Linked DNA regions of Homo sapiens: region 1 is linked to region 2. Evidence: read pairs that join two places in POLR2A ChIA-PET (ENCODE). Cell type or tissue: PC-3. All regions are shown on one strand.

Evidence for each region. Peaks named below come from ENCODE experiments on the same cell type or tissue, not always from the same donor. Only the 100,000 strongest peaks of a DNase experiment are listed, where the experiment ranks them.
Region 1: POLR2A ChIA-PET joins it to region 2 with 5 read pairs; 1 of 35 experiments calls an interaction of 5 or more read pairs at or near these places.

Annotation. Positions count from the first base shown.
Region 1 is chr2:144,666,468-144,670,467 of GRCh38, reverse strand. TEX41 (testis expressed 41) reads right to left here and starts at 2,501. Exons shown (of 5, transcript NR_033870.2): 1 at 2,360-2,501. In PC-3, no CTCF peak of the experiment used is centred here; a DNase peak (open chromatin) is centred at 1,627.
Region 2 is chr2:143,471,900-143,475,899 of GRCh38, reverse strand. The region is part of intron 8 of ARHGAP15 (Rho GTPase activating protein 15); the gene reads right to left. Among named protein-coding and RNA genes, the nearest start is that of ARHGAP15-AS1, 300 kb to the left of the region's middle. In PC-3, no CTCF peak of the experiment used is centred here; a DNase peak (open chromatin) is centred at 2,499; H3K4me3 peaks cover 646 bases.

The sequences.
Region 1 (4,000 bases), 1.2 Mb before region 2:
TCAGTTGATCCGGAAGTTCTGGAGCACAAATCACACCACAGCATTAGGTCTACCTTGAGGTAAAGAGGCTAGCATTTTGTCAGCTCCCCCCTACCTTGACCCCTATCCCTGTCAGTCATTGGCCACAGGACAAGTCTCCAGGGAAGAAGGCAGCTATGAGGTCACCAGCCACACTCAAAGCAGCTTGGGCAGGAGGCAGGGGGGAAGCAAGTACCAGCCACTGAAGCGTATCTAAGCAGGGTAACAATAGCATCTCCTACAGGGGATATATTTCTGGCCTTTTTTATGGTATTTTCTCATCATTTTTGCAAATAGGTCTTGTTATGCTAAATAGTTCTAGCATTTTATACCAGCTGTGTTAAATGAGACAGCAGAAAGAGCAACAGTGTGGAAAAAGAAAGATTTGTCTCTAATCAGAGTTGTGCAGCTTAATTCAGGTCAGACAACAAATGAAAGGGGGTCACTGGGAAACTTTTTCGCTCCTAAAATATAGCCATTAAGAAATATACACCGGAGGTACCTAGGTAAAGCTGAGGCACTCAGGGCGCCTGGGGAGCAGTGGTTTCCTCAGCAAGCCCAAGTGGGAGAAGGGTAGGGGGAGCAGCTTGGGCAGAAGAGAAGGTGAGTGTGACAGAGCTGTCAACTGAGGTCCCAGAGAAAGGCAAAGGTAAGAGAAGTCATGCCCATGCCCAAGAGAGAATGAGAAGGGAAGGAAGGGGAAGAAAAAGTGGTACTTATAACCCGAGAGGAAGGATGAATACAAGAATATACCCAAACAGTGTGCAATCATAGGCATGTCCTAACTCTATCTCCTGATAAAGAATGCCTCTGATTTTTCCCACCAAACTTTTCTCTGTTTCTCATATCCGACATGGCCCACTTTTTTCCTTATAAATTGTTTACATTTGAAAAAGCTCAATCATGAAACAGAAGATGGTAAAACTTCTGTTTATTTGATGGTTATTACTAACACTTCAGCTGGAGCTTCCTGAAACATTATTGCTCTTGGTTGCATTGAGGGAGGAGTTGGTATTTGTCAAAAATTATATTTGACTTTGGTTGCCCAGAAGAAATTCTGAAGCTTCCAAATGCACGGGAGGCTTTACAGAGGTGCTCAGTGAGGAAGCGGAATCTGGAGTTTATACCATACAGAACGCCCAGCCTTGCCTCCCCCAGCATGGATGGATGATCATTGCCAATCCTCATTTGTGTTTCTGACATTAATTAATTTTGGCTTTTTTAGCATATATGAAAAAAGATTGGAGATTCTCATGAATAAAACACTACAGTGGCAATACTATTTCAACCAGAATTCCGTCTCCTTCCATCATTCTCAAGCATAGATTACCACTTTTTAAAACTATTCCAACTAGGAAATATTTATGTTTGATAAAACTAAAATGTAAACATGGGTTTAAGGTGCTTGCCTAGCTTGCTTTCCTATAACAAAATATCTGCTGGTTTTCAAAGTTATATTGAAACAGTATGTTAAATTCAGTTCTGACAGCATATAAAGATACTGGCTTTCCTAGACACATAAGCAAAGTCTTTTTATGAGCTCATAAAGGCTAGACTTAAGGAATATTTAAGTAGTGGATAATTCATAGAACAATACGATATCTTTAGTCACTCAGCTAACATAGAGGGCAACCACAATTTATTCTTCTTAGAACTTCCTCTCATGTTTTATATTCTTAGGAGGTGAAAGGTATTTAGAAAAGACCTAAATACATTTTTTTATTATTATTGAACTATCAAAGATGTGCTCTCTTTGGGACTCCCTCCACTTCCTCATTCTGTGTATGTTAACCCACTTCAGAGACCATGGTGAAATGGACCCAAAACACCAACTTACTATTTGCATTATAAATGGAGACACAAAAGAATATTTTAAAACTTTTGGTTGATCTGGCATATCAAAGATTTCTTTCTCAGCTTACTTCAGTGAGTGCATTGAAGTAAACTGAAAGCAATAGCTTAAAAGTGGCTTTAAAAAGTCATAAAAAAAAAAAAACCGGCTATTTCCATGGAAATTTTCAGTTTACTCTCCGACCCCCCTCCCTTTCAGAATCGCTTCTTTCTTACCCTCCTCTTTATTTGCAGGACTCAACAAGGAGGAACTCTGGAGTTTTCTGAATTCAAGTATTAAGCTAGCTCTCACTGGAGTGCAATCCATTTTCCTTGCCTTGTCAAATTTGCACTCAAACTTCCAGCAAACTGCCTGACTCTCCTTTTCCCCCCCTCCCTGAGCTAATTACCAACACGCAGCTTGGACTCTAACCAAGCACTTCGCCATGTCGGCCATTTTCCTCTGCTTTATAAAGTTTGCAGGAAAATTACAAATCAATAGAGTGCTTACCTGAGAGTTCATAGAAGTGAGGCTGATGAAATTTAAACAAGTCGCCAGATCTCAACAATCGATACAGCTTTTCTTCCCCTTCGACCTTCATAGGTCTGCTGTTTTTATTTTCCGTTTTCAAGATGGAGGCCAGGGTCTTCCTAAGAATCATGGGAAACTTGAAATGGGCCACAGGTGAATGGCATTTCAAAGCTATTAAATAACCGCTGAACATGGGCTCCTGTGAATTGAGCCTGGGAACAGTCTCAGGTTGCCACGTTACTAGCAGTGCCGTGTAAGAACCAGGACACATTTTTAGCATTAGCTGGGGGGAGTTAAGAACTCTTCATGAAATCAGAGAATTAAAAAGTGTAGGCCAGACGCAGTGGCTCACGCCTGTAATCTCAACACTTTGAGAGGCCGAGGCCAGCAGATTACTTGAGGTCAAGAGTTTGAGACCAGCCTGGCCAACATGGTGAAAGCCTGTCTCTACTAAAAATACAAAAATTAGCTGGGCGTGGCGGCAGGTGCCTGTAATGCCAGCTGCTCAGGAGGCTGAGGCAGGAGAATTGCTTGAACTCAGCAGGCAGAGGTTACAGCGAGCCGAGATGGCACAACTGCACTCCAGTCTGGGTGCCAGAGGGAGACTCCATCTCAAAAAAAGTGTAAAATGTTCACAGAATATGAGCTTTTATTATGAGAACATGATGGGGAGGGCATTGTACTTTAGTCACTAAATTCTTAGAAGTAAAATACACACTACTACTACATTTGTCTAGGCAATAAGTTTTCTCTAATATGAAAAAGTTATGCCCATATTTGACTATTTATCATTTCAAAGTATCGTTTTCACCATGTCCTCTTTGGAGACGATATCCTATCTGCCTCTCATTTTACAGTGTTTGAATATTTAAGCTAATTTTATATAATATCTGACGTGTCTACCTACAAAAGTATCCTGAATTTTGCTTTTTTTCATATTTTATCATACTTTATACTGATCAAAAAATAGTTCATGTGGGAAAAGGTATCTGCCTCTCTGTTTACCCAAATAGATATTAATAGTGTTGATAGACTCTTACTACAGTCCTGTCATAATTTTTTTTTTTAAAACTTCTCATCTTTCTTTGAAATGGCAAAACTTCTTGAATATAAAGAGTTGAGGATGTAGAACTCTGGTTATAATTTCACAACCTATTTCAGTATTACTCTTTGGAAATACATACAATCTCAACACCAAACTTTGAAACACCATCCCTCCACACACCCCAACCTCCAAAAATAGAAAGAAAGAAAAGAAAAATAGTACAATCTCTTCACAGATTCAGTAAAATAATATTAGCATTAAATTTTGGATAACACTGATGAAGAGAGATGCTAACACTGACATTTAACAATATGGAGCTTATTAGACCAGAGGTACATTTCTCCCTCATTAAGTTAAGAAATATAGTATGTAATCATTTTAGTTTTACAACAAAATCCATTTCTTTAATGTGGTTAGATTTCTTGATTTGGGTTTGCAAAGTTACTATCTACTCCTGAACTGTAATGCAAAATTTGCTTTCTAGTTAAGCCTAGAATACTTAAAGTTATCTCTCAAATTGTTTTAGCATAATGTTTTAACAAATCTGACCCTTGGAAAGACATCCAAGTGTCACT
Region 2 (4,000 bases):
TAAATTGCATAGGAGGCTGGCAAATGAGAGTCAAGAAAAATGTATCATCCCTCAAAGCCCCTCTAAAACTGCAGAGTTCCAAGTTTACTTGAATGTTCTAGACAACGATTTCTCCTGAAATAAGGATTCCTTTGGGTCTTGTCTCTGGCTGTAAGCTATGGCCCAGGAGGATGGCTGCTCTGGGCACCCTGGGCTATGCCCTTCCTCTGGCTTCACCCCTTTGCCATGGCCTTCTTACCCCCACATTCCCCAGCTGTAAGACAGGTTCCTGGCCTGGGGCCCATGCTCTTGGCACCCTCTGTAGGGCCCACTGTGTCTTGAGGAACAGTTGGTTGTCAGAGTGGTAGCCTCCCTTGCCTTTTTCAGGACATCGAATATCCGGAAATGTCAGGCCAGAGTCAGTGAGTCTCTCACAGAATAGTTTTGTTGGGACAGAACCCTCTATTAAAAGCATCATTTTGACATAAGATTTAAGCTATTTGCTCCAAAATGTGCGTGCGAAGCACTGATGCCCTCCCCCACAGGAAGTGTATTGAAAAATGCAAGGGGTGCTCTGAGCAGATCTGAGGACACAGTATGTCGTCTACGGCTAAGTGATCAGGGATAGTGGGGTGGTTTGTCCTCACAAATGCTGACAGACAGCTGCAGTTTGCAGCTGGCAGGGAGCTTATGCTCACTAAACAAAGATCTAGCTGGAGCCCGGTGAATACTTGGCTCTATTGCAATAATCATAATTCATAACATACATTTCTAAAGAAGGAGAGAAAACTAGGAAAAGCCCCACAAAGATCCACATCATTCTGACACTTGATGTGGTCTGGATATAGGTTGTTTTATGTGTTGTCCATTTTGAAATCCCTCTGGGTGCTGTATGGTGATGGTGGTCACCATGTGTGTGACAAATGGAACTACTTTCTGCTTCCAGCCACCCTTTTGGATTAACTCTTCCTTCCATTTAAAAATTGTGATGGGAGATTTACTTACTGCCAAAACTCCAGTGTTATCCCAAATATTTTACTTCTTTCCTAAATGAGTTAATTGTAATCAAATTGCCAAGCTTTTTTCTGTTGTTGACCGTCAGATAACCCCATTCTTGGGCACAGTTCATGTTGGAGTCTCAGAAACATGAAATATTAAATCTGGAGGGAACTTGAGAGAGCATGGAGTGAATGCGCCTAGCTTTTCAGATGAAGAAAAAGACGCCCAAATTGTTTAAATCATTTGGTTAAGGCCACGTAGTAAGAAATAAAGGTTCAATCCAAATTTCTTAATCACCATTTCTGGTTTTCTGTCAGCACCTCTTTATGCCTCTCTAATCTCACATTTAATTTTAGAGAAACACTGTTCCTAAATCCAGAAGAATGTTCCAGAAGAGACAGTTCTGTTGTTCGAGGTGCCCACTACTGGCCCAATTCTTCCAGTAACCAGGAATTTTAGATTTAAATCTAAATGCAGTAATTGCCATCAATTAATTTTGTTTTATCCTACATTTTTTAAGAATTGGGCAGTTTTGAATATAATATGGAAATATATTTAAATTTGTATGCATAATTATGCATAATAACCTGAAAAATACATGCCTCAAGGGTGGGGGGTGATTACAGTAGCCTTCCTTTTGACATGTAGCAATGCTAAGTGTTTTGCTTTTATCCATTTCTTTAACTTTTGGTAACCTGAAATCTGTAATAGATTATTATTATTTGGGGTTTTGAGTCTTCCTTTTCCCTGGGGGAAGAGGATTTTGTTGCTGAATGCCAGGACACCCCTACAGATGCAGATGTCACTGAGAAGAGTGCCTGCTGGATATAATTTCCATGTGTTTCAGCCTAAGCTAGGAGGGAATATAGAGGATTGAGCTATGGATGGGAAAATTCATTTCGCCAAATTCCAACCCCTCTGAAACTTGAACTTTTGGACTATTGAACGGGCTGAGATTTCGGTCTTCTTCAGGCTTGTTTACTCTTCACAAAATGGAACTTCTGGTCTTGGAAAAGAAAAGTCTTTGGGTTTTAAAGGCCTCCAAAAGCTTCTTGAGACATTAAGTACCTCTTACATAAAATAACACAGTGATGATTTAAGACTGGAGGAATTGGAAATGCACAGATTAAATGACCTTTAAAATACACATAGGTTTAAAATCGAAAGGAAAATGCACTTAGCAAAAAAGCATTTGGGATTTATTTCTAAAATATGGCTGGAAACATTAAGCAAACTCAAAATGAGGCAGTGCGCACACATCCTCATTTTGACTTAAAGATCTACTTTAAATAACACAACAGATGTAGTCATCAGCATTTATTCCAACAGGGACACTGTGAATGGTGAGAAAGACACGGTAAGACATGGCTAATAACAAGAACTACTGTCATTGTTGTCCCTTAATCCTCCAAACTGTCAAAGCAGAACCAAGAGTAAAAGAGAAATATTCTGGCAGGATCTGACTCCCTCCCCATTTTTGTCAAGCAGTTCAGTTAGGAAATATCCACCAGGAAATATTTCCTTCACTTAGTCATCAGAAAGAAAGTTTAGCTGTTTGCACTCTGGCACAGCAGAAAAAAGAAAAGGCCACCTGTGAACGTTAGTGTGAAAACACGAACAAGTGCTGGGGAATGCAATGGCTAAGGAAAGCAGAGGGGGACAGAAACATGGAGCTTAGGTGGGCCTTTGCAAAGGAAAATGGAAATTTATTGCTCCATTGCAAGTCAATGGCCAGCTGAGAATTTCTCTGAGTCATGTGATGGTTTGGCAAAAATATTTCTTTTCTCATTTCATGGCCACAAGAAATAAAATGTTGTTGGAATGCAAACTGGAGGTGAGGCTGAAGGTGGGGTGAGGTGGGTCTTCACGTTCTAGTTTGGAGTTTAATGGTGGTTCCTACACTGTCTGTCATCAAGCCTAGTATGTAGCGGTGATCAATAAAAATGTTTAATAATTGAATAGTATCAGAGCAAGATGTATGGTGGAAAGCACACAGGCTTGCGCATTAAGAGATCTAATTTTGAGTCCTGGGTCTACCACTTAGCAAGTGTGTGACTTAACTTCCCTGGAGCCCAGTCTCCTCATCTGCATAATAAGGATAAAAAGATCTTGGTGCCATGTTGCAAGGATTAAATACTATGATGTACAATATCACAGTGCTTTATATATACTCAAGTAGATTACAGTCCTCCCCTCCCTTCCTCCTCCTCTTCATCATTCCCCCCATCATCATCATAATTTACAGCTTTCACTAGCTTAGCTGAAAAGTGAGTTAAATAGAGATAGTCCTTAGGCTTTGGGAGCTAACAATTAAACCTCACAATACTGATGCGTCTAAACAGAAAGAGGATATGAATAATTTAAGAAACTTGGAATAAGTATATAAAATTAAATTAAGCTTATATTAATACTAGCTCTCATTAAAAAGTCATGTTCATATTGAATAGGAAGAGCCCTAGGAATCGCCTGTTGAGACAGTACATTTTCTCACACTTTTGACGCATTGCATACCCAATTCTCCAACTGCATGAATGTTTGTTAATTGCAACTTGATAGCAATAAATGTACTGGTAGTATAAATCTCCCTGGTGAATGCATGGTGTGGGTTACTACTACCACTTCTCCTAATAATAATTTTAAAAAAATATATAGAAATCTTTTATTTTATACACCTTAATTTAAAATTTATGCCGTGTCTACCCAAACAGAAATGGCAGGAGGTCTGATTTGATAAATGTGGAACAATGTTACCTTATGTAGTGATGATAATGATCAGAATTGCATCAGATGTATATCCCATGCCATGTAGCCTTAGGACACACAATTGTATACTTTGATAATCACAGCTGAAACATCTTTTACATATTAAAAAAAATTTAACACAACACTTGATTAATTGCAGATGGAATGTCAGCTCTGGGGAGAATCTAAAGATCCAAGGAACTGAGCTGTGAGTACGGTTGGGGGTAAGGGAGTAGATTAGTAGGCAGGAGACCCTTTGCTTTGCTTCTGCAGGCCATAG